Linked DNA regions of Mus musculus: regions 1 and 2 are each linked to region 3. The links are chromatin loops, found by intact Hi-C in ENCODE. Cell type or tissue: left cerebral cortex. All regions are shown on one strand.

Region 1 (8,000 bases), 320 kb before region 3:
GTGGAAAGTATAAACTGTGTGATGAATTTGCTTTGTGTAAGAATGTATGCTTGCATATGTGTGTGTGTGTGCATGTGTGTGCATCTGTGTGCATATGAAGTGACACGACATAATGTCTCTGAAATTCAATAACAGAAACTAAGCATTGGGCTGAAACCAGACCTATAGAGCTCTTTCAAAGAGATGCTCTTCATGGCCTACCCCATTAGTCTGCACTCTATGTGACTGTTTCTTTCGATTCTGTTCCAACAGCATCTGGCCACTCTTCAGTGAATATTTATCAGAAGCTAGCATATGCTACAGCATACTTGTTCTGCCTGGTTCTAATTCCTGTTTCTCCTTCAGCTCCTCTCGCCTGTAGCTTTGGTCTTTCAGGTCTCCATCAACTATTTTCGTGGATTTTTTTTTTTTTTTTGCCTCAATTATATTAGTGAGAAAATTCTTTCCGGGACTGTAGTTGATAGTCCCAAGAGAAAATCTAATTGAACTAGTTCACCATTTAAAGCGTGGTCATACATTTTTGGTCACAAAATAGCAGCCATTGGGTCAACAGCCCAACTCACAGAACCATCTGTTTCTGTACATGCAGCTGCTCCTGTGTAAAAGAGAGTTGGCAGAGCAGACACGCTCACACGTCTAGGGTAAACTTTAAGGGAGTGTTGGTACATTTAGGTCATGGAAAGAAACACATTTGGATATTTCAGCTGGAATTTTGCTATGTGATAGTTGCTTGTACCAACGGGAAGTTTGGTATCACTTAAAGGTTTCATATGCAAAAATTGATGTGCTTTCAATTAATTTTTGAGAAAGGTATGGGATAGATTGTAACAGGATGAAATTAGACATAGAAGCCAGAGGCCCATCAAAGTACCAACTGTGCACATGAGCAGTGCTTAGGAAAACTGATATCGCTGGGAGAGACACTGGCTTGAAGGAACGGGAGTGTGGCATCCACTTCATAAGACTCAATCCTGAGCCATACCAGCCCTCCACCCTGGCTTTTCTGTGTGTTGAGCAGCAGACTGGGGTATTGCAGCATTGCCTTGAGTGGTTCAGAAAGCTATTAGGATAGGCACAATTGTGTATGCATTTTGTATAGAGGAGGAAGCTTCCTACCAAAGAATAGAACACCTTTCCAAAGGTCATATAACCAGAAATTGCCAAGTCAGGATTCAAATTCATATTGCAAAACCTGCAAGGTTTGGAAGCAAGAACCTGAGGGGATCGTGAAATGAAAAAGCCTTCAAAACCAACACTCACGCTAAAAAAATAAAATAAAATTAAATTTAAAAAAAGCACACACATACTCAGGAAGAGGGACTGAGCAGGACTCAGTGATGAGACAGGTCTGACATGCAAAGTCAGATTATCTCATCATTAGAGGGCAAACAGCCTGATAGGCATGGGAGAGTAAGCCTGCCTGTCCCTAGGACACACCCTGAAGCTAAATGCCTGCAGCTGCAAGAATTGACAAAGGGAGGACTTGGCAAAGGGTAGCTTGCCTCCGAGCAGGAGGGGCGTGGGGGTGACAAAAACACCTTTCCAACTGAGGGAACCCCGCCCCCAAGACTTTAGACATTAATCTGGTTTCTGAAAAAGAAGAGTTAATCCATACCCAATGGTAACAAAAAAAAAAAAAAAAAAGCTCGTCAGTACCCACTTGTTATTTTTAGGCAGCAATATTTTTAATCCAGTTCTGCTCCCTACAAGGGACAGGAGAGCTTGAAGAACCCCAGGGACCCTCGTATCCACAAGTGGGGACAGAGTCAGTCACCGATTGTTGCACAGGAACCTATATTTCCCAGGCAGCTTGAGGCTGAGATAAGATCAGCCCCAGTTAAAGATTAAAAATATCTGCATACAAGCATGAATCCAGCTCTCTGTTGCAGATGGCACCTATTAAGGTTTTGTTTTCATTTTACTTTACATTTTTAAACTTTGTGTGTGTGTGTGTGTGTGTGTGTGTGTGTGTGTGTGTGTGTGTGTGGCACACAAGAAAATTTGTAAGAGTTAGACCTCTCTTTACATTATGTGGATTCTGGGAATCAAACCAGGCCCACTCCGCCATTTCACTAGCTACCAAGTTTCTGATGGACCTGTACAACAGATAAAGGTTTTCTATCTATATCCGTATGTATCAAAAATACAAAGAATACTCATCTCCAATACACCAAAAAGACGTCATCTGAGACCACCCTGTCCGCCATGTTCTATGTCAGAGAAGGGTAGCAACATAGCTTGGTGTGTATCTTAGTAAAGGTACTATAACACAATACCGGAGACTCTGAGGAGGGAGTTTATAACAACAGAGCTTTAGTCCTTACAATTATGGAACTTGGGATGCTCAAACCCTACTGAGGGCCCGTTCAGATGCCAATCTTCTCTGTCTGTCCTAACATGGTGAAAGAGGTAAGAAAAAGGGTGGGATCTCTTTGGTAAGTAGGCGAATCCCATTTATTACAGCCCCACACTCATCCCCCAATCATCCCCCAGCGCCCAGCCTCTGAATCTTTCATCATGAGAATTAGGTTAAACCTAGGTCTATAAATTGGAGAAGACTGAAAACAGCCTGCATCAGGCAGGACTCCCATTCTGACTCTCTTCTTCTCATTGTCAGAGCAGAAGCCATTGGAGTGGGAATGATTACCCTTTAAACGAGCTGTTAGTTTTATTCTAATCAGGGCTTTGGATGATGAAAAAAAGTCTCCTCAGAAAGGAGGCTGAGGGAAGAAGTTGGCAGAATTCCAGCAAACACAGGAATTTAAAAGAAAAAAAAAAATCTTACAACCTCAGTCTATTCGTTAGGAGGAAAGAAGATAGACTGCATTTTCAAGGCAGGGTGGCACCATTGCACAACTTGAGGTGTGGAGGTTACCATCCAGTTCGCAGTCTGCGTGAGCTGTTCTTGCTGGCATCGCACCATGCACACAACCTGTGCACCCAGACTTGGACAGATACGGTTTAGGGTTTCTAAGTGAGAAAAGCCACCTACAGTGCTTTCCACCCAGGAGTCACAATCAAAGTCAAACTTCTCACAGAATCAAGCCCTAAAGGATAACAATGTCCTGAATACGTCCAGGCTTCTATTTTACGGTTTTGCAAATGAGGCAGTTGAGTGCCTGAAATGTAATGTGTCTTGCCCAAAGTCAACAGGCCTGCGGGTAGAAATGACACACATTTTCCCTGCTTCCAACACGTGGACAAATGGGCCACTTCTCTGTCCAGGCCTTTAGCTTATCTGGATCTCAGAGTGAGTCTCCTTTGCCTTTAACATACGCATGGCTGGAGAATACAAAAGAGTTTTCCAAAGGGCCTGGCCTTTGAGCCATATGAGGACAGAACTTGCTCCCATCGTACAAGAACTTTGGGTCCAGGAAATCGAGATTTTGCCAGGCCCACTCCCAGGCCCTTCTCCAGCTGCATGCTTACAGAACAAATGTGGTTTGTCCCTGCTGGAGTTGACTGACTTAACCTGCCTTGGTTAAATATTGACTCATCAATATATTTAAAAGCCGTATAATTTACACAATAGGTCTGACACTATTCTGGACTTGTTGGTAATAATTACCTATTTGAAATCAGGCCATCCAAGGTGAGAAAAACCAATGACCATTAGCAGGAAGAATGGGAAACTTACAGGTTACTGAAGTGGGCTTTTAATTTAAGTTTTATTTTTAGCACAGTGCTGCTACTCTTCCTGATGGGAGTTTTATGTATATTTGAATGTGTGTGGTACGAGTCAAGTGGAAGGAGAGAGAAGCCTTTTTACCAAAAGCCACTGCAATGAAACCACTTTATGAACAAGCTCCCTGCCAAATTTCTTACTGAAATCAAAGACACCTTTGAGTTCATTGCCCAAGAGCAGGGCGAAAGGCACCTGTAGTCACGTCTGTTTCTCATTTGGTTCCCGTGTAACTCAGATGCCCTGTGGATTAAATGAAACCTGCTCCCGAGTTGAAATCATGTCCACCACATGTCAGCTCAGCTGGAGTTTGGAAACAGGCACTGAGAGAGTGTGCCATTCAAACAGGCAACCCTGGTTTTCCCCCCACGTGTAACCTGAACGGGAGAGTCAGTTTCTAAGAACCGAGCCCTTGCTTCTCCGTAAGGGATACTCCAGGCAGGACCCTGTTTGGACCGCCTCCCACTGAGGCTTTCCCGAGAGGAGGCCATGGCATGCAGCACACGGTGTTGATGATGCTTTGTCAGCAGCCCTTGACCTGTGCCTGAATTTGAAGCCATGTCCTGACACGGAGAAAGGAATACAACCGGAACCCACCCTCACTAGGAAGCTGTCACGGGTGACTATGCTGTGTAGATGCTGCTGTGGGCTGCTTGAGAGTGAAAAGGATTATGTTACAGTCCATTAGGCAGAATAGGACCCAGCTCTTACATGAAAATCCCAGGCCAGATTCTTCCTAAATTTAAACCCCAAGCAGCCTCTCAAATATCCATCTTAATCCCGAATCCTGAAATCTTGTCCCTTTGGTCACATTTTAAACGTTAATGTCTCATTTGACCCTTCTTTCCATGGATTCAATAAGCATGCAGCGGGTGCCCACTCAGAGCATGCCAGTGTCAGCATCCAGAAACCAGCAGGTACACTGTTTCAGAGGAGTGTCTCTTCAGCCCCGGGGGTGGGGCATGGGGGGTGGGGAGGACATTCTGGCTTTGAACTAGCTCTGTGAATGTGTGCTCCAGATAAAGTCAAGCCTCCATGTGGTATTCCAGATTTAAATGGGATAAATCGGGATGTGATAATGTGCTTCAAAAAAAGATTCAATATTTTACTTTTAAAAAAAAATCACAGAAGGATTCCCTTTTAATCTAAACTGCCTTCAGCCCTACCCACTTCTCACCAAGTATATTAGTCAGGGTTCTCTAGAGAAACAGAACTGATAGAATTATATATATGAAATATATATATATGAAATAAATACCTATATTTCATTCATATGAAATATATATATTTCAGAATCCAGGATATTTAAGAGACTACTTGGAGTTTAAACCTGGAAAGAATTTGGTCTGGAAGCTTCATATACACACACACACACACACACACACACACACACATAGAGATACAGAGAGAGAGAGAGAGATTTTTATTAGAGTGGTTTACAGGCTGTGGTCCAGCTGTCCAACAATGGCTGTCCAACAACAGAAAGTCCAAGAATACAGTAACTGTTCCATCTTAGGTGATCTTCAGGAGACGCTGGAATCCTGAAGAAGTAGGCTCTAATGACAGCAAAAGAGTGGACTTGCTAAGCAAGGTAAGGGCAAATAGGCAAAGAAAGCAAGTGCCCATCTTCATGTCCTTTGTATGGGTTGCCACCAGGTATGGCCCAGATTAAAGGTGGCAACACTTCAAAAGATCTGAATTAAAGTCGTCTTCCCACTCCAAATGATTTAATTAAAAAAAAAAAAAAAGTCCCCACAGGTGTACATAGCCAGTTGGGCTTTACTTAATCCTGGATATCAAGTTGACAAACAAGAATAGCCATCACACTAAGTAATTTTATGTAAATTCTCAATATCCCATTTATTCTTAAATGAAGTAACCCTGCACCATATGCCAGTTCCCCCTGGGAGAAGGAGAGAGCATACAGGAAGAGCCTCAAGATGGCACCATCCTTTCCCACCCAAAACAGGACCAGCTCTGGGAGATGGCCCAGCAGGAGACCACAGGCAGGCTGGAAAGAGTCCAAGGACTTTGCTACTAATGGCTTGCTCAGAACTGCTGTGCAACCCCTTCCTTAAAGAGCTGAATCCAGGGCAAAGAAGATCTAGAAAACTGGTTCTCAACCTGTGGGTCACGAGTCCCTTGGGGGCTGCCTAAGACCGTAAGAAAACACAGATATTTACATTATGATTTGTAACAGTAACAACATTATACTTCTGAAATAGCAACAAAAAAAATAATTTTACGGCTGGGGGTCAGCACAATATAAGGAACTGTATTAAAGGGTCACAGCATTAGGAGGGCTGAGAACCACTGCTCTAGACTGAAGAGGAATTTTCTTTCAAATTTTTGTTTGTTTGTTTGTTTGTTTGTTCTTCTCACTGGCAAGAACGGGGACAAAAGAGAAAAAAAAACTCAATAAATATGTTTAAGAGTTAGACCTGGTGAGTTAATGACAACTCCTCTCTCCTGACAATTTCAAATTTTCAACTGCTTAGATACTTAATTATCCACTCCCAGATCTCTCTTCACACCTCTGAGCAAGCTGGCCCGTTGCCAGCTAGTGAGAACAGTTACTTCACTGAGCTTCTGTGTGAGAGAAAAAGCTTCCGCGTGCAAACACAGACTGAGGACAGGAGAGAGAAGCGGAGGGCCCCTGAGTTTACAACAGGCCTCCTGTTAATTTTGTCCCCATTGGGGTTTCATTTACCAGCGAATGCACTTCTCTTTCAGACCCGTATTCTGCTGGGAAGCGTCCTGGACTGGCTGCACAGTGGTTTAATTGACATTAAAAAAAATTAAATAAATAAATAATGTAAAAGCAGCCCTAACATGCTGTTGAGAATATAAATGTCGTATCAGCGCCACAGCTCACTGTCAGCCCCACTGAGGCAGAAGCAACTGAAGCCAGCCTTAGATGTTTGCACAGTTCATTCAAGGGTTCTGAGAGGATTCACACCCAAAAAAGTCTCAGAGTAATGAGGTTTGTTCAGCATCCACTACTACCAAAGGGTCTCAGAAGTCAATCAAAACACCCATCAGTGTGAGAGCTTTGTTTCCGAACAAAGGAGCATGTGCACGCTGCCCCTTTACTCAGCCAGGAAGACAGAGTCTTCTCAAGCAAGAAAGGAATGCAGCTACAAAGAGAATTATCTCGCAGTAGAAATAAACTGAGTTGCTTCTTCCTCTCCAAGATTATAACGGTCCAAGCCCATTACAGCAAAAGGCCCTGTTTCAACGCATGTCTGTCCTAGTTTTGCAAGGTCTCTCCTGGCCTAAGCAGCTGGGTTTTAGCACACTAGAGGTCCAGCACTTACTCTGTCCCACTTTTATAAGTAGAGGCTTCAGGAGAGTCTGAGCCCCTGACCATCAGAGATCTGCATTTGATGTGCCCAGGAAAAAATTCTTTTGGCTTCTACTTAGACACAGAACTCAAGTTCAACTTTGGCTGCCACTGAGTTAAGAAGTAAGTTGCAGATACCTTAGCAGAATGGAAGCTACAGGATGAAGGTCTGGATCGGGCAGAAAAACCTGTTTGGCACTAATCCATAGCTAGTCCCCTTCCAACAGAAGGCGTTGAGCAGTATACTGGGGTACACAGCTGCCTGAGCTCCTGATAACAATTCACCTGCTCCCACACACTCTCCATTCACGCTCCATTTTCCTCCTCTTTAATTTATGCAAATGGAAAGAATTCATGGAAAATTTTCCCAGAACAGTTTCCTCCAGAACACTCAAGTTACTAGAAGCTACCAACTGAAAAGTTAAGCCTTGAACTTTTGGGAGCAGATAAAAAGCCTGGGAGCGGGGGGTGGGGATCACTCATCAAAGTCACGGAAGATTTGGAGTCCATCTGTGAACATGTAGGATGTTAGCCAAATAGCAAAGTTATACCAGTGGGCTCTATGACAGCCACTCTGGCTACTTCATGATGCCCTCCTGCTACCCCTGGGGAACATTGCACTATGCTGCAACATCCTGCATTATAACTGACCACAGAAGTCCTAGGGTGAGAACAGGTCAGGAAACAAACACAGAAATGCAGGAGGTAGCTATCTGATGCCAGCTTGCCTAGGGAGACCTAGGGATTACAAATGAATGGCTGAGAACGCTCCTCCAATCCACCATAAGAACCGTTTGGAATTCATGAACAAAGTACAGAAAGCTGAGCAGATGCGCAGAGCTGATATACTGGTCTCCCCTTTGTTTTCCCCTGCCTGCGTTTTTATTTTTCTGTCAATTGGCGGCCACTAGCTCCTGAAAGCATCCCAGAAATCATTTGAGCCTTGGGCTCACCTGCCCCATGCACTGTTCTATG
Region 2 (8,000 bases), 800 kb before region 3:
CTACCTTTGAGTTCAGCCTGTCCCATCTGCAGGTCATTACTGGATTAATCTGCCTACATTACTGGATCCATTACGAATCATGGGCCTGTTTTCAGTGTCTAATGAAAAGGCCTTCTGAAGTTCTCAGAAAGTATTGAGCTAACAAGGAGAGAGGGAAGATCTTAGGGCCATATGCAGCAAAGGATCCCAGTCCTATGTGGGTAGTTTGGGGGACAAATCTCCACGAGGTGTTTGTAGTGGAAGGAGAGTTGAACCTCTCTCCCTCGGTGGTTAGGATTTAACAAGCTGTGTGTCTTGGTGGGTGGAGTGGCCTAGGTGTCAACGCCACTCCCTCTGTCACCTTGCCAGTGTGCCCTTGCACAGTGTACAGAAAGTACAACCGTACACAGTGTTCCCAGTGCCATCCACTCTATCTGTGTCCCAACCAGTCCCGGTGTGCTTTCTCTGCAGGTTGTTAACATGGCCCATTCCCTGTGTGTGTTCTTCAGCCCCTGTTCCCTTATCTTAAACTGCCCTGTGGTTGTTGGTTGTTTGCTTTTTTACTGTAAATTTAATTGGTTCAGCTACATTTCTAAGAAGCAAAGACAAAGGCTATTCCTCATTTTGATTCATTCCAATTAGTGTCTGGAATTAGCAGCCTCCTAATTCTCCATATATACACATACACTGATAAGCTGTTCAGATTGCAGTGAAATCTCAGAAGCCAACTGATTTCCTGCACCCAGCAGCCCTCTGAGGTAAAGATTCCTTGATTTATGGAAGGAGACACAGATGGGGACAGGTGATGGGGACAGTATGCTTTCAGAGCTCTATTGTCAGCTTGCCCTCCATCCCCTCTGGTTGAGAAGTCTTCATTATATCTGAAGCTGAACAGCAGGTTTTCTGGAATTCCTTAGGCTCCTCAGACGGGGCGGGGGCAGGGAGGGGCACGGGGAGGGGGGAGCTAAGCTGATCCCACAGGGCAACCACAGTAGAGATCACTGTGAACACAGGGTACCTCTGAATACTACCCGTGTTTCGGATTTCATGGATATATTCAGAAATATTAATGTAGCATAATTGGAGGCTAATATTGCACCCGCAAGCCAGGCGGAGGAAAGAAGTGACCCCCCCACCCCCCACCTTCCCACCCCCGCTGCCCTCCTACACATGTCAAGGTTGATTTTTAACTGTTGGTGCTTTGCAAAACATCGCAGAATCCATGCATCTTGCTTGAAACACCCCGGGCTGCATTCTCAGCTGTAGATGTAAGCAAACACGAAGACGAGGGAAATAACTTTCAGAGTTTCACTTTTCTCTCATTTGTTTTTCCTCCCATTGGGTTTAAAATATGGCCTGACATGAGAGAGTTGTCTCTAAGGTAAGATCTGAGACGTTGAAAAAGATGCAGGCCCCAAGAGGGGTAGAGGAACAGGGGAGAGCTGATTCCATCTCATGAAAACTAGAAAAGTTTTACTCGAGTTCCCCGAGTGCCACGTGATCGCTGCCCTGGGCACGTGCTAGGCCATGTTTTTACTTTTGTTTTCAGGGTACAGCTTTCTCTGACTCTGAAGGGACAGACATCACAGGATGGGGGGTGGGGTGGGAGGGGGAGTTCCTCTGTCTGCTAGACAGTGGGCGTGGGTGTGCCTTTGCAGAAAGCCTGTAGCCTGTGTCTGGATTATTATTATTATATATTTTTGGTATGTAAACCTGGGTTTGTTTATTAACTGGAAAGGGAAAGGGTGTTTTTTCTTAATGTGGGTTCATTGAGCTCGCATGGATATGGAGTCATGAATTAGCCCCGTGCTGGAGGGCCCTACTTTCTAAGATGTCTTACATTGGAATTGTGAAGAAACATATTCTTTTTACCCTGGGTAACTTTGGATAATTCATTTTTCCCTCCTGCTGCCTGTTTTCCCTGGCTTTTGTTCATTGACAGTGGTGCACATGAGTCTCTGAGAAGCAAGCTTTCCAGGTCTCGGGTGATGCCCCAAGAGGTCTTGTTCAGAGCAGAAAGCATGTCACAGAACTTGGAAACACATGTTAATAATCATGAGAGTTTCTTGGCTAGCTGAAATCTACTGGCAAGTCGAACCCTGGCCTGCCTTTGCCTCTGAAGTGAGTTGTACAAAACCCTGAGAAAAGGGGTTCTCACTGGCCTGAAGCATCCAGAAGGTGAAGTGAGCCTTCCGTTATGCATGTGCAATGGGTCTTAGCAGCCCCAAATAGATAGGATGCCAAGAAAGCACAAGTTTCTTTTTAAAGGGGCTTATTAGCCAAGTGGAAATAAATTCCTAGGTAATTGTGACACCTGTGACTTTGGTTTAGTAGTGAATTACGTATATTTATAAGCTATTTATAATTATGTGTTATTAATTTGTGGGGCTATTTGGATACGGAGGAGGTGAAACTGGAAGTTGATGGTTGTCTCTTAAGCAGGCATGATTTACTCCGTTCTGCCAGCAGAGGGCGCCCTCCTTAAACTAATAAAGAGCAGAAAGCTTCTGCTCACACTTGGAGTTAATGTCCTTAATAGAGCCTCCGTGGTAGGGGATTGTACATATAGTGAGGAGTTTGTTTGAAACAACCTGTCCATGGCTATTCGGGACCTTTTCTGGTATATACTGTTTAACGGTAGATACTTTTGTTCTGAGACAAAATAGACTGTCAGATTTACAGTTTAATCGTCGCACAGACAGGTATTTGTAAGAAGCCAATGTCTGATGTTTCTTCCAGAGAAACTCTTTTGAGATCAGGGCAATGCATGAAAATAAGAAGGACCTTTGTTTTTCTTAAGCTAAAAGAAGAAAACAAGAAAGCCAGAGTTTTGTTATAGGTGTGAGGGTTTGTTTTTGCTTTTTGGTTTTTAGTTTTTCTTCAGAGTGGCCTAAAAGAAAGTAAATTCAGCTTGTTAGTTTCGACTTTCCATGACCAAGGAAAGCCAAGACTAGGGGCAGTGGGCTGAGAATGGAATTTAGGACCAAAAGTTTTTGGGGGCTTTGTGATTTTTTTTCCGTTAATGGTTCAAAAGAAGTGGGGGCTTCTGGGCAGATGCCATGGGGACGTTTCCTAGGAAAAGACTTGATTTCTGTCCACCCAGCAACCCTAAACCCAGTTAGCTGCAACTTTCTCAAATTACAGACTAGAATCCCAGAGAAGGGAAAGCGCGTCCTTCTCTGTCCCTTTGTCACACCCAGCCAGCACTTAACCCAGTGCAGACACACCAGTTAACCCAGTGCAGACACACCTCTTAGATACTCCAGATTAGAAAGTCCTAGGGCTATTTGAAGGTGAGCTGAAGTTGACTCCTTAAAGATCTGGGCTTGCTTGAAGGATGCCCTCCCGGGGCTGCTAGCCTGCGTGTGATGCGCTATGTGAAGGGCTTTCCTGTTAACACCTGCGGGGCTGACTGTGCCAGTGCGTGGGAGGAGGAGGACACGAGAGAGAGGCACCCTGTCCTGAGCTGTTCCGAGAGGTTCAGGCCTTCACAAACGCGGCTTTGATTCTATTTTTTGATGAACTAGGTGGATTACTTCCTGTGCTGCTTCACTGCGGCCCACTTGAGTCCCCGGAGCGGGGGCTGCCAGCGCGTTACAGGCACCATGGCCACCAGGGAGGACTATTTTCAGCACCCCCTTACAATGCCCTTCTCATTTCCCGGACGAAAATGAGCAAGTTAGTCTTGCCTCGGCCACTTGTCAGCCTGATGACAACTTTGACTTTGACTTGGGTGCCCCTCCCCCTCCCAAAATCCCTAGCTCAGCAAATATTTGAACCTGCCCGAGTTAATCATGAAGCCTCGATCTTTATCTGAGCGAGACGTGCGAGCGCCCGCCGGGGCTCCTTTCTTCCCCGGTGCAGTAGCTCGACCCAGGGGGCTCTTCTCGCGGAGCCGGGGACTTGCTGCCGGGGCGGGGCGTGGGGCGGAGGGACCCGCTGCAGCCTAGCCCCGGGGAGCCGGCAGCCGGGCTGAGAGTCGCGCGCCCCCGCCTTGCGCGCTCTCCTCCAGCTAGGTTCTTTACTGCCGGTACCGGGCGGGCGGGAGAACCTCAGGGGCTGGGACCACTTGGTAGAAGAACAGCTTCTTTGAATTTTTTTTTTTTTTTTTCTCTGTGGGATACTGGCAGTTCAAAGCGAAACCGTTGAAATGCATAACCTGCAAAGTAAGTCTTTTTTTTTTTTCTTTCATTTATGCACTTCTCTGCACCGGGCTCTTTATCTGCAAGGCGTCCTCTCTAGTTTGGCTGGGCGGGCGGGGGTGTGTGTGTGTGTGTGTGTGTGTGAGCGCTGGAAGTGTGTGCGCCTGGGTGAGTGCTGCCTGGGGAGAGCAGATGGGCGATTAGGGAGACACTCCCTTCTGTCCTCCAGGGGGGGACACTGCGGAGAAGAGATGGGGTTTAGTTTGGAGTTTAGAAAGTACTGGGCAGGAAGTTGGGGCCAAGCCAGGGCTTGCAGGGACCGTGGAAAATCACCTGTCTCCCAGACCTGCTCTTTGGGTTCCCTTGCCACATGGGCAGCAGCAGTCTACAGCTAGGCTGATTTTACTGAGTGCCGTACATAAGTCCCCTGTGGGCTAACCCTTGGGCCTTACTGCCCAGACAACCTGTCTCTTTACTTTTGGGAGAAGACTCAACGTTTTAAATTAAACTACTTTTTTAAAAATTTATCTTATCTAAGGACACACTTCTCTACCATTTTTATTTGACGTTGAGTTTAGACTTATTTAAACTTTGGGTTTCTAATCTACCGGCAAATAGAGAAGTATGAGGTGGAAGGGGACAGGTTGAGTCTCCAATAATACAGAAATGCGGTAGAGAAGGGACGCCAGTGGACAGCATCCAGAGAACGGAATGCCCTGCTCCACTTTTAATGCTGTGCGATTCCAATTGGGATAGAAATGTAAAGTGCTCCCCCACCCCCGTGTTGTGTAAATCCTTCCCTAGGTGCACAACATTCACAGCCACAAAGCCCACTCTTTAAAAGGAAGCCACATTTACATTGCAGCATTACCCCAACCATCCATGTAAATGTCAAGAGGTTCTGGCTCCCAGGGGCAACGTATATCAAGCTCCAGTCTTGGTGACAGAATTGCATGCAGAATGATTTAAAGAGCCAAAATGAATCATTACATTTGTAGGGAAATTGATTTCTTTATATTGAACACTACTAAGAAGGAATATTTGTCCGACCGCCCCCCCCCATCCCTCAGTAGGGCTCTGAGCTAAAGAGAGAAGTGGGGGGGGGGGCACAGAGAGAGAGAGAGAGATTACATCACCTTCCTTAAAGCAGCTAGCAATGAGATGGGTTCCTGAGTGAGACACTTGGCAGAGAGCACCTGTACTCTGCGTTCTGATATACTGCCTTTTTTTTTTTTTCAGAAGCATCCTCTTGCCCAGTGTCTTAGGCAGTAACATTGAAACTCACCACTATTGAGCATATGCTTAGCATTTCTACAAATAATAGACAGCTTCATTCCTGTGCTGAATTTTCATGATTATTCTATAAAGTCTTGTTTTGACCTTGGGATATCTGATAGAGGCATTTTGCCTAAGTACTGTCTTTAAGCCTCTCTCTCTCTCTCTCTCTCTCTCTCTCTCTCTCTCTCTCTCTCTCTAATGTGGTGCGTCTATGGCAGTGTTTAAAATCCAAGCTCTCAGTGAATTGTGGAAGACTGGATTTAAATATCCAGAGTGCTCGGATCTTTTCTGCTTCTAATATATGCGTGATATCTAAGGGCTGTAATAGAGACCTTAGGGATATTTTGGTGCCTTTGTAAGATTTTTTTTTTTTTTTTATACCAAGGAATAGCCAGGCTATCTCTAAACCCAGATGCACGAAGGGGACGGAGCTGGAAGCTGCAGTTTATCAGCTCTCGTCAATCTGCCCACGGTGGAATGTACCATGCTGCAGAGTAATAAAGAGAGACTTAGAGAGCACAGGGCTGGGAGAGAGCAGGCAAATTAAACACCTTAAATGGTGAGCACGGAGATGCCGGAGCGGAGCAGAGCAGAGCCGGCGTGACATGTAGGCTCTCAGAGAGAGGCTGGGGCCGTGTGAAGCTGGCATCCAGGAGAACTGACGAAGCAGGAGTGGTCTGGTGACATTTTTCTGACTTGATTGGCTGGGGTGTGTGATGTAATAGGTTACAGTGCGGGCCGTATAGGTTTTAAAATGAATTCCAAGACACCATTACAAAGAAAGCCGGACTCTTTTCTTATAACCGAGCAAAGCCAAGGAAACTGTCGCACACATGTACACCACGGTTTGGACTATGGAAGACCTGGACTTAGAGTGTGCCAAGACAGATATAAACTGTGGCACAGACTTGGTGTTTTATATAGAAATGGATCCACCAGGTAAAACTGCAGTATTAACGGAGAGAGCTAGATAATTCTGTGACTTTAATTTTTTTTTTTTTTCTTTTTGAAAGCTGCTGTAACAGATCCTCTTGAGGTTGCTATTTTTACTGATGTGTTTCACGGTTTAAAATTAGTTTGATTAGAACTTTAAAATTAAATAGACTCTTTGCCTGCCTGTAGCAGCAAGCAGCCCAGGCTGTGTCTGATAAATGCTGGTTCTTGCTGAATGCATGGGAACTGGTTTCTACTTTTTCTGTCCGCTGCTGTCTTTTGTTAATTGTGATCCTTGGCAAGTTGGGCTATATTGTTGTATTTTGTTCCTTTCATTAAGAGGACGTGTCCTTTGTGAGGCTTTTCTCTGCTGGCTCTGGGCTCTGTGGTACTTTGATGACACCGGGTGCTTCAGAAAGCATGTGAGATGTAGCAGTGACTCAAACTGGTTTCTGATGATCCGAGACTCTCTCATAAATCAGATGTGGGGACTTTCTCGCTCTCTCTCTCTCTCTCTCATGCTGAGATACTACAATGGGAAAAGAAGTTGTCTTTCCTCGCCTTTGTAAAATAGTCTTACTAGACACCTGGAATCTTCCCGGGGCATAAATTCAAGCAGTTACAGTGCTTTCAAAGTTAATGGTTTTGGATTTAGCTAAAAATCTTAGGCTCATTGGTTGTTCCCTCTGGGGTCAGCCCTTCCTACCACGAGGGAACTCAGAGACGCCGAGGGGCTTCTTGCCACCCTGTGGGTGCTGATTTGACACTGAAGAAGGGGATAGGGTTTTTAACCGGATCTGGCATCTAAAGCCCAGCGTCCCCCAGCAGAAGAGTAACATGGAGACTAAGGAGATTTAGGTCACAGATGAGGTTCTTAAAGTGGCTTTGGCAGAGCTGTGCCTGAAGTATCAACATAGAAAAACCCAGTTCTTAAAGCATGCTTGCTGCAAATGAGGGCTGCTTTAAATGTGACTGCTGTGTTCAGGCAGGGCACAGCAACCAAATTTGCCTTTCGTAATTAAGGGAGAGGAATGAAAGCCCAGCTCCTGTTATTTCTGCTTCTCAGATGTTCCTGGTTTCTTACTTTAGACGGAGCTGCTAGGGTGCACAACTTTAGTGCAGATAAAATCTAGAAGTAGAGAATGTCGACTCTGGATTTGCTATGAAATTTTCTCCCACAGCCAGCCCCATGTATTTCCTAATCTCTAGGTTGGTCTGTCTGTCTGTGTCATCTCTGCACCCCTACCCCTGTCATGCACTACTACTTTTTCCTTTCCAGTTTTAGTTTTAAGTCATATTCTGAGATTTCCTTCAAAGACTAGTGTCTTCCATGGCACATGAAATTATGAATTCCTGGTATCCGTTCCCACCCCTCCCCTTTCCCCCTCCATTGTAAATGTTTTTAGTAAATTCAATTGCCTTTTAACTGAAAATTGAATTGAATTTTTATATATTTTAACTAAAATAGGATTATACCACTCACCCCCTACCCCTTACTTTTTGTTTGTTTGTTTGTTTTTATAATGAAAAGATGCAAGTCTAATTTTAAATGTACACTTGGGAGTTCGGATTACAACTTTTTTTGGTCTCCTCTTTTGCCTGCAGCACTGCCCCCCAAACCACCCAAGCCCACTACTGTAGCCAACAACAGCATGAACAACAATATGT
Region 3 (8,000 bases):
AAAAAAAGAAGAAGAAAAGACATGATTGTATCATGTTCATGCAACAGAATACCATATAGCTTTTTAAGGGGTGGAAACTAAGTTAATCTATACTCACTGATTTGAGACAGCTATGAAAAAGCAAGGTACAAGAAGAGAAGACAGTATGTATTGTGAACACAGGAGTGGGAAGAGAAAGAGTGAAGGTGAGGGGAGAGAAAAGCAGAAAAGTTAATTAAATTAAATGAGAGATGAAGAAGGGGACCTGCACGGTGGCTGTCAGGATTATGTTGTGACTACAGTTACAAAACAATGATTTTATTCCAGCGTTTGTATGTTCTGTACAGTATATAGACGTTATCAACAAAAGAAATTAAATGTAGTCTAATTGGAGTTTTGAAAACCAGTTCTAGCTCTCCCCTACCCTGCTCTGTACAAACTGAAGAATCTGAAAGGCTTTCAAGCCTGGATAGTCCATTGCTTGCTTAGTCCCTAGCTTGCTATGCAGCATAGTAGAGAAAATGAGAAATGTCCCTAATTCCTCCTTTGGAACACTGTCCTCAGGTGGAAGGGAAGGAAGGACAGCCCTCCCAGAGACCTCCATTCACTTGAGAAACCTGACTCTTCACTACTACCACAGAAAAGGAATGTCTTTCTTTATATAGTCCTCATTCTTGCCCTGTCCCCATACACTTTGTGTGTGCAACATTTACCTAGTAGATCAAAGATGGCTAAAGATTCGGCAACACTCCTTTCCTTAGGAGACAGGATCTGCTTTATTACTTTTGGTTGGTTGGTTGGTTTGGTTTTGGTTTGGTTTTGTTTTGGGTTTTTTTGTTTGTTTGTTTGTTTTGTTTTGTTTTTTTGTTTTTTTGAGACAGGATTTCTCTGTTACTTGTAGATCAAGCTGGCCTTGAAAGCAGAGATTCACCTGCCTCTGCCTCCCAAGTGCTGGGATTAAAGGCATGTATCACCAGCTATTTTATTACATTCTTATTCTGAGCTGCCATGCAATGAATTTGACCACAGAAGTGCAACGGAATTGATACGTTGTCAGTTCTGAGCTTAGACTTTCAGAGACCTGGCCAAATTCTGAGTAAGGCACTGTGTAAAATCCTAATGGTCTTTCTAGAGAAAACCTGTAGAACGGTTCTGGAGAAAGAAAACAGGTCTGAAGTCTATATCCTGCTACATAAGACCCAGTCCCATGAGTGGACCCATTGTAGACCCTTCAGTACACACTAGACCACTAAGTCACTGTGGTTAAATTGCCCAGCTCAGCACTGGCTCAAATTTCTGACCCACAAACATATGGCACATACTTAAAAAGTAATGACACTGACAGTGTGTTTGGGGGTAGAATGCCACACGATGATTCATAGCCTACACACCACAGCATCAATATTAAACATACTGACACCTCCAGACCTCACTCAGACTTCAATCTAAATTACCTAACATTAATGAAACCACGGGCTTTTCCACCTATGCCCTCAAATAACAACTCAGAGGCCTCTTTATGTACTATGCATAGGGCTTAAGCTTGGGCTGTTCCCAGTCCAACTTATAACTTAATTAACCAGTGTAAACTATTGTATAGCTGCCATTCCTTCCAGTCCAGGTTGAATCTCCTGCTTCTAACTATCTCCCAGACTTTCCCCTCTCTCTGTCAAATGTCCCACCTTCTAATCCTGCTTCAGCTCATTGGCCATCAGCTCTTTATTGACAGGTGATGCCTCCACACAGTGCACGAGAGATTATCCCTAAAGAGTAACAATACAGCTACTCCAGTGACCAGCAGCCATGGTTCCTTCGAGGAAGGTAAAGTCCAAGTTAGGACAACAGAACTCCTCCAGCAGTTGCCTCCCAAGCTACCAGATAAAAGTCCCCACAAACAAAGCCAAGACCACTCCTTGCCTACAAAGTCTCGGGGTTCATGGCCTAGAGCTTGCTAGCCCACATGATGGTAATCCACCAAAGGGTCCTTTGGCTGGCCCCATTTGCTCCAACACTCTACCCATGTCCACCCAATACACCGTGTCCACTGATATGACGATCATCTCACAGGCTCTCACATAGTTGTCCTCAGGACGTAGGCTGACATCTAGACCCTCTAGCATAGCCCTTGCCTTCTGAGGCTGGGATTACAAGAAGACCCGAGTCTTGAAAAGAAAGATTCCTGGATTTAACTTCCCTCAACCCACAACGACTGGCAGTTCCCACCCACTGACGCCCACATGCCTGTTCTCGCTCACCCATAGGGTTGCCAAGGCCTGAAGAAGGCGGCACTGGCAGAAATCATAATTATGGATTTCATAGCATACTTCAGCTTCTTGAGAACACGTTCTCCCTTATCATATGCAAATCTATTGTTTGACTTTGAAACATCCCACTAACTCTCAAACACGCTGTTGGAAAGTCATCAGCCACAAAAAAAAAAAAAAAAAAAAAGTAAGAAAATCTCCCGTCTGAATTATACACGTGGCCTTGGGATTCAGGAAAGGATATCTTGGGGTTTTAGTAAGACTGGAAGATTCAAAACATATCATGAAGAGGGACAGTGAGGTCATCAAACACAGTTCAGTCAGCAAGGACCAGACTGTGACAAGACAAGCTTGGCAGAGAAGCTTGGAGCAGCAAAAAAAGGAGAGATGCAAAGATGGTCCCAACCATCCTGAGCTCTCTCTTCCACGAGAGGAAATTCGTAGACCTTCATCACTGTTGATCTAGACAAAAAGACAGAGTCGAGCTGACTGTGTGAATACTGTAACAGATGTGTGCTTCTGGACACTGTAGGGAAGGCAGGTGTTGTTTGGAGGGATGGCTTTCTCCTTGAAAGATAAAGAAACCAAAGGACTAAGCAATCATCTAAGACATTTTTATAACTTGTTACTACGAATCAAATATTTACAGACAAACTATTGCCATGGTATTCTTGGATCAGGTATATGCTGACCAAGCAAGGGCAGTGGAGAGGGAAGAGGAGAGGAGAGCCAAGCCACCCAGGTTATCTGTCTGGCTGCTTGCACTGGTCCAGTGTGTCTAAGAATCCCACAAACCTATCCATCCCCTCTGCTGTGTTCACCTGACCTTTCTTCTATTTCTTTTTCCCTTTCTCCATTACCCCAAGGAAATAATCTAACCACTCCAGCTTCCTTTGCATGCAAAATGTAACTGTTCCTTTTACTTCTTTCAGATAAAGGCAGGCTCTGGGAGGGAGAAGGAAAAAAAAAAAAAAAGAGCTCCCGGCTTCTTCAAATTAGCTCTGAAATAAAAGTCACTGCCAGATGTTATATAAAAGGTGACGTAATCCTAAACTACTTCATTACATATGCAGCTCGGCTCTCCAGCCCAGGGGGAGTTTATTACATTTTGTCGATTCCATTTTCTATACCCACATCATTTTTACATAATTTTTCCTGCCTGACAGGCAGCTTCACATTTTCACAGCAACCCATCAAGATAGCGTTACAAGAGCGCAGGGAACCAGGTTAGCAGTTTACAAATAACGGCGCTAACGAGTCAGATTTGTCCCCGAGATACAAATCAGGGGTAAATGGTCCATCCATGCGTGAGAGAAGCACATCTATTTTAGAATAATAGAGAGGAAACAGAGCACTTTTCAGCCGGCACTGTATTCTTTCAGAGCGTGTACTAAATCTATCGCAAAAGTAGGGAAATAGAGATGTGCCCATCTAAAGTTCTTCTTGCCTTTCCCTTCGATGTCCTAATAAATTCCTGGCTCGAAACGAAATAGATAGCCATAGAACATGCACTAAGATCAAAGTTACTGCCTTTTCATATTCGCACAAAATTTAGAAGAGGACACGCCATTTGTGCCAGTGAAATATCTAACTACTGAGATGCTTCAAGTGCAAACATTGCGAGACACTTCCTCCCACTCTCCAAGTGCTAAGAAGCATCCTTCGCCCCCTCCTTCCTCGGCTCTCGCGGCTGCACTGCCCTCTAATGGCGAATTGTGGCAGTGCAGGCTGAGCCCTCGCTCCTTGAGAACTAAGGATTGGAGAGGCATTTGCAGGAAGTTCTTAGTTCTGGTGAATTTACTAATTCCTCGAGGAATAAGAAGGTTCCTGGGACTCCCACTCCCAAGAGGTGGTGCTTACCTGAGCCAGCGAGGTAACTTAAGGGGTAAATACACTTGCCACCAAGGCTAGTGACGTGAGTTCCATCCCTTGGACTCACATAGTAAAAGGAGAAAATCAACTCCTACAAGTTGTCCTCTGACCCCCACATTTGGGCTGTGATGCATGCCCTTTACAGACTCACGATCGATAAATAAGATGTAATATGTTTTTCTAAAAGATTGATCTTTCCAAAGTTTCATCTCTCTAGGTTTCAGTTTTGAAGAAAAATTTGGTAAAATGAACCTTATTGTTTTTCCAGTTTGTGCAAACAAAATAATGGACACTTTTATCCTTTTATAAGAGTAGGATGTGAATGTGGCATAAGGGGAGATAGGAAAGTTGTAGGAACCGACTGTACTCAACCCTTCCTCAGGCCTAGGGAACAGAGAAATTAACAATCACCCCCCCCCCAAATAAAATGTGTCTAAGCTCAAACTTTGTCTCCAAAATCAACATATTCCTATTCCTATAAATGATTTCATATATCAATAATTCTTTTCTTTTTTTCTTTATTTTAGCTTTGTGTAACAATGTTTTTTTATTTTATATGTATGGATATTTTGCTTGCATGCATGTCTGTAGTGGCTATTCCTGGTTGTCAACTTGACTATATTTGGAATGAACTACAATCCAGAATTGGAAGGCTCACCAGTGACCCTTATCTGAAGGCTGGGAGATAGAAGTTTCTGGTCTGGATCTTGGTATGGAGATCTTGAGGCATAGTGGCTATGGATTCCAGAAGATTAAGACAGGGAGATCTCCGAGTTCAAGGTCTTCTGGGATTAAAGATGTGGTGGCACACACCTTTAATCTGAGCTACACCTTCTACTGGAGACCATATAAGGACATTGAAAGAAGGGAGTCTCACTCTCATTCTTTCGCCTGCTTGTCGTGTGGGACTGAGTAACTGCTAGATCCTTGCACTTCCATTCACAGCTACTACTGAACCATTGTTGGGAATCGGACTGCAGACTGTAAGTCATCAGTAAATTCCTTTACTATATAGAGACTCTCCATAAGCTCTGTGACTCTAGAGAACCCTGACTAGACAATGTCTGTGCACCATTTGTGTGCCTGGTGATAGCAGAGACCAGAAAAGGGTGTGGTATCTCCTAGAAGTGAAACTGTAAATGTTTGTGAACCACTATGTGGGTGCTGGGAATCAAACCTGAGTCCTCTAGAATAGCAACCAATGCGCTGAACGACTGAGCCATCATCTCTCCAGTCCCTTATTTTAGCATCTTAATTATATGTAAGGGGGGAGGTGTTTGTAAACATGGTTTCCTGAGGAGGCCAGAACACATTAGATCCTCGGGAGCTGGTGTTAGGTTGTGACCTACCTCACATAAGTTCAGGAACTTAACTCTGGTCCTCTGCAAGAGCAGTATGCACTCTTAACTGCTGAGCCATCTCTCAGTGAGTCCTGAGAATTCTTTTTAAAGCAGCTTTTCATCACAGGGAAGTTATTCATGCACACAGTACATAAGTCATTCCACAATCCTGTTCCCACACACACAGCCCTGGCGATCCCATCTCCTCCTTACCCTTGCAATTCTAAAATGTTTATGTCACTACTCCTGGAGTTCTCCGGTTCAGCATTACGTATTCTGCACCATGGAAGATGACTTCATGCGTGCACAGCCACCTGCACACACACAACCCCGCCACATACAGTCTTCCCAATGGATTGTAATTTTGCTAAGAGGGACCATCAATGTTTATAGGATGATGAATATTAAATTTTGACAGTTCTACCTTGTATTATGCCATGCTCACCTCCCACCCCCTTGCCTAGATAAACTGTTATTCTCCCCGGAAAGGGAGGCAGGGAGTCAGGAAGAAGGCAGGAAAGCAGGAAGGAAGGAAAGGAGGGAAGGAGGAAGTGAGGAAGGGAGGGAGGGAGGGAGGGAGGAAGGGAGGAAGGAAGGAAGGAAGAAAGGAAGGAGGGAGGGAGGGAGGGAGGGAGGGAGGGAGGGAGGGAGGGAGGGAGGGAGGGAAGGAAGGAAGGAAGAGGCAGGCAGGTAGATCCTTTTTCCCACCTTTAGTTTTGCATGTGTTTGTTGCACTAATTTTCTAGGGTTGCCATGGCAAAACTTAGATACATCTGATGACTTAAGCTATCCAGGATTTATTGTTCATAGCTCTGGAGATAAAAAGGCTGAGATTCGGGAATCATCCATCTCTGCTCCCTCTACAGGCCCCTCCTCACCCATTCCTAGTCTCCCCTGTCTCCCAGAAGCCCCTGGTGTTCCTTGGCTTGTTGACTATCACAGGACGTGTAGGGGTGGGGACTAAAAAGGGGGCCTGGAGGAAGAGTGGGAGGAAAGACCCACGTCCCACCAGAGTTCCACCTATGCTCTGGACAGTCAGAATTGGGAGAGCTGCCATATGCTTTCCCCTCAGCCAGCCCCGGGTGGGCATTCAAGCCTCTGACCCACTCTTTGGTGGGGGGTGGGGGGTGGACAAAGGGCAGCCCAACCTGGGAGCCCCGGTGCTACTCCCTAAAGCCCCGGTGTGTGTGGGGGAGGGGGGTTCACACACATCTATATCTGTATGTCTTCACATATCTCTTCTATCTCTCAGCTTCTGCTCTTGCTATTATGATGCATACCATCTTGAGATGATGTCTAACTCAAGTTTTATATAACCTCATCTTAATCTATGTCTCAATCATATCTGCAAAGCCCTATTTGCAATAAGGTCACATCCCCCTAGCTTCTAAGTTAGAACTTCAGCACATCTTTGATGGGAGGGTGGGGGAGACATGGTTTAACCCACAGCAGAGTTTCACCTTCATCCACAGCTCTGCCCAGTCATCTGAGTTTTCTCTGGTAGGCAAACGTTTTCTGCTTTCTCTCAGGTTTTGTATTCTCTGTCAGCTCATTCTCAGCTGACTTTTTCTTTGTGGACTACAACCCATATCCTTTTGGGTTTTAATGGAAAAACAAGACTCACTTGTAGGAATTACTTAATCCTAAACTGGGGTTTCTACCCCACTCTAGACCAATTAATTAGATCCCAGATTAAATATACATACATATATACACACACAACCTTTATATTTACAATGAGCCTTAAACAGCACAAGAGCTGGGCAGATATCTACCCTCTAAGCTATTAAATCTACTTTCCTATAGGTAACCTTGAGTTATTACTTAATATGTTTTATCTGGGCTGCTCTTAACTCCAATTGGCCAGGCCTCAGGGCCACGTTTTTTTTATGGCTCACCTAACCCATGGTGGCTTCTCCTCCTCCTCCCTTTTCTTGTGGTTCTCCCCAGACCCCAAGCCCATGAAACCTAACCCTCACCTATGTCTCTTCTGCCCAGCTATTGACTGTTGGCATCTTTATTTACCAATCAGAAATAACTTGGGAGCAGCAGGGTAAGGAGTGTACATGCAGACTCCAGGTCTTGGGCGCCCTGCCCCGCACTTAGCATTACAATAGACAGCGAGACCAGATCTCAACAGTCTCTAGTCCCTCAGCTGTCCCATTGGCTATATAAGATCATGTGTCAGTTCCACACCAATCACTAGAGGCAGGAACTCAAAGCCATCCTTAACTACTTAAGAAGTTCGAGTCCAGGCTTGACTAAGATCCTCTTGGAGTGCGGGTGGGGCACAGATTTTTGTCTCTTCAGAGAAGTACCTGATCCTTTTCTCACACCAGGATGGTTAAGGAAATGAACACAAAGGAATAGCGAAATGTGTCTCTGTCTACGTGGCAGCATCTGGTGTTTTTATGGGAATTTGGTAATGTCAGATGGATAAATACCTGTTACTTTAATATAGTTTCCTGTTCAAAAAAAAAAAAAAAAATAGGGGAGAAGGGATTATTCCAGATAAAAGGTGCCTATGAGTAGAAAGAAATGTTCT

The links. Hi-C counts contacts between places; a loop is a spot of excess contacts. Peaks named below come from ENCODE experiments on the same cell type or tissue, not always from the same donor. Only the 100,000 strongest peaks of a DNase experiment are listed, where the experiment ranks them.
Region 1: it touches region 3 in a loop (4-fold over the local background); 4 of 42 quality-filtered maps call a loop at or near these places.
Region 2: it touches region 3 in a loop (9-fold over the local background); 14 of 42 quality-filtered maps call a loop at or near these places.

The regions. Positions count from the first base shown.
Region 1 is chr13:101,212,018-101,220,017 of GRCm38, reverse strand. No RefSeq gene overlaps it. Among named protein-coding and RNA genes, the nearest start is that of 5930438M14Rik, 16 kb to the left of the region's middle. In left cerebral cortex, no CTCF peak of the experiment used is centred here; DNase peaks (open chromatin) are centred at 4,003, 4,668, 6,261, 7,292 and 6 more places; H3K27ac peaks cover 5,096 bases.
Region 2 is chr13:101,690,521-101,698,520 of GRCm38, reverse strand. It overlaps Pik3r1 (phosphoinositide-3-kinase regulatory subunit 1), which reads left to right. Exons shown (of 16, transcript NM_001077495.2): 8 at 7,938-8,000. Among named protein-coding and RNA genes, the nearest start is that of Pik3r1, 74 kb to the left of the region's middle. In left cerebral cortex, CTCF peaks have their summits at 2,439 (motif pointing right), 4,356 and 6,966; DNase peaks (open chromatin) are centred at 5,211, 6,074, 6,658, 7,242 and 5 more places; H3K4me3 peaks cover 4,898 bases; H3K27ac peaks cover 5,862 bases.
Region 3 is chr13:100,888,289-100,896,288 of GRCm38, reverse strand. No RefSeq gene overlaps it. Among named protein-coding and RNA genes, the nearest start is that of Gm41040, 28 kb to the right of the region's middle. In left cerebral cortex, a CTCF peak has its summit at 3,949 (motif pointing left); DNase peaks (open chromatin) are centred at 2,609, 3,343, 3,897, 5,626 and 1 more place; H3K4me3 peaks cover 668 bases; H3K27ac peaks cover 4,383 bases.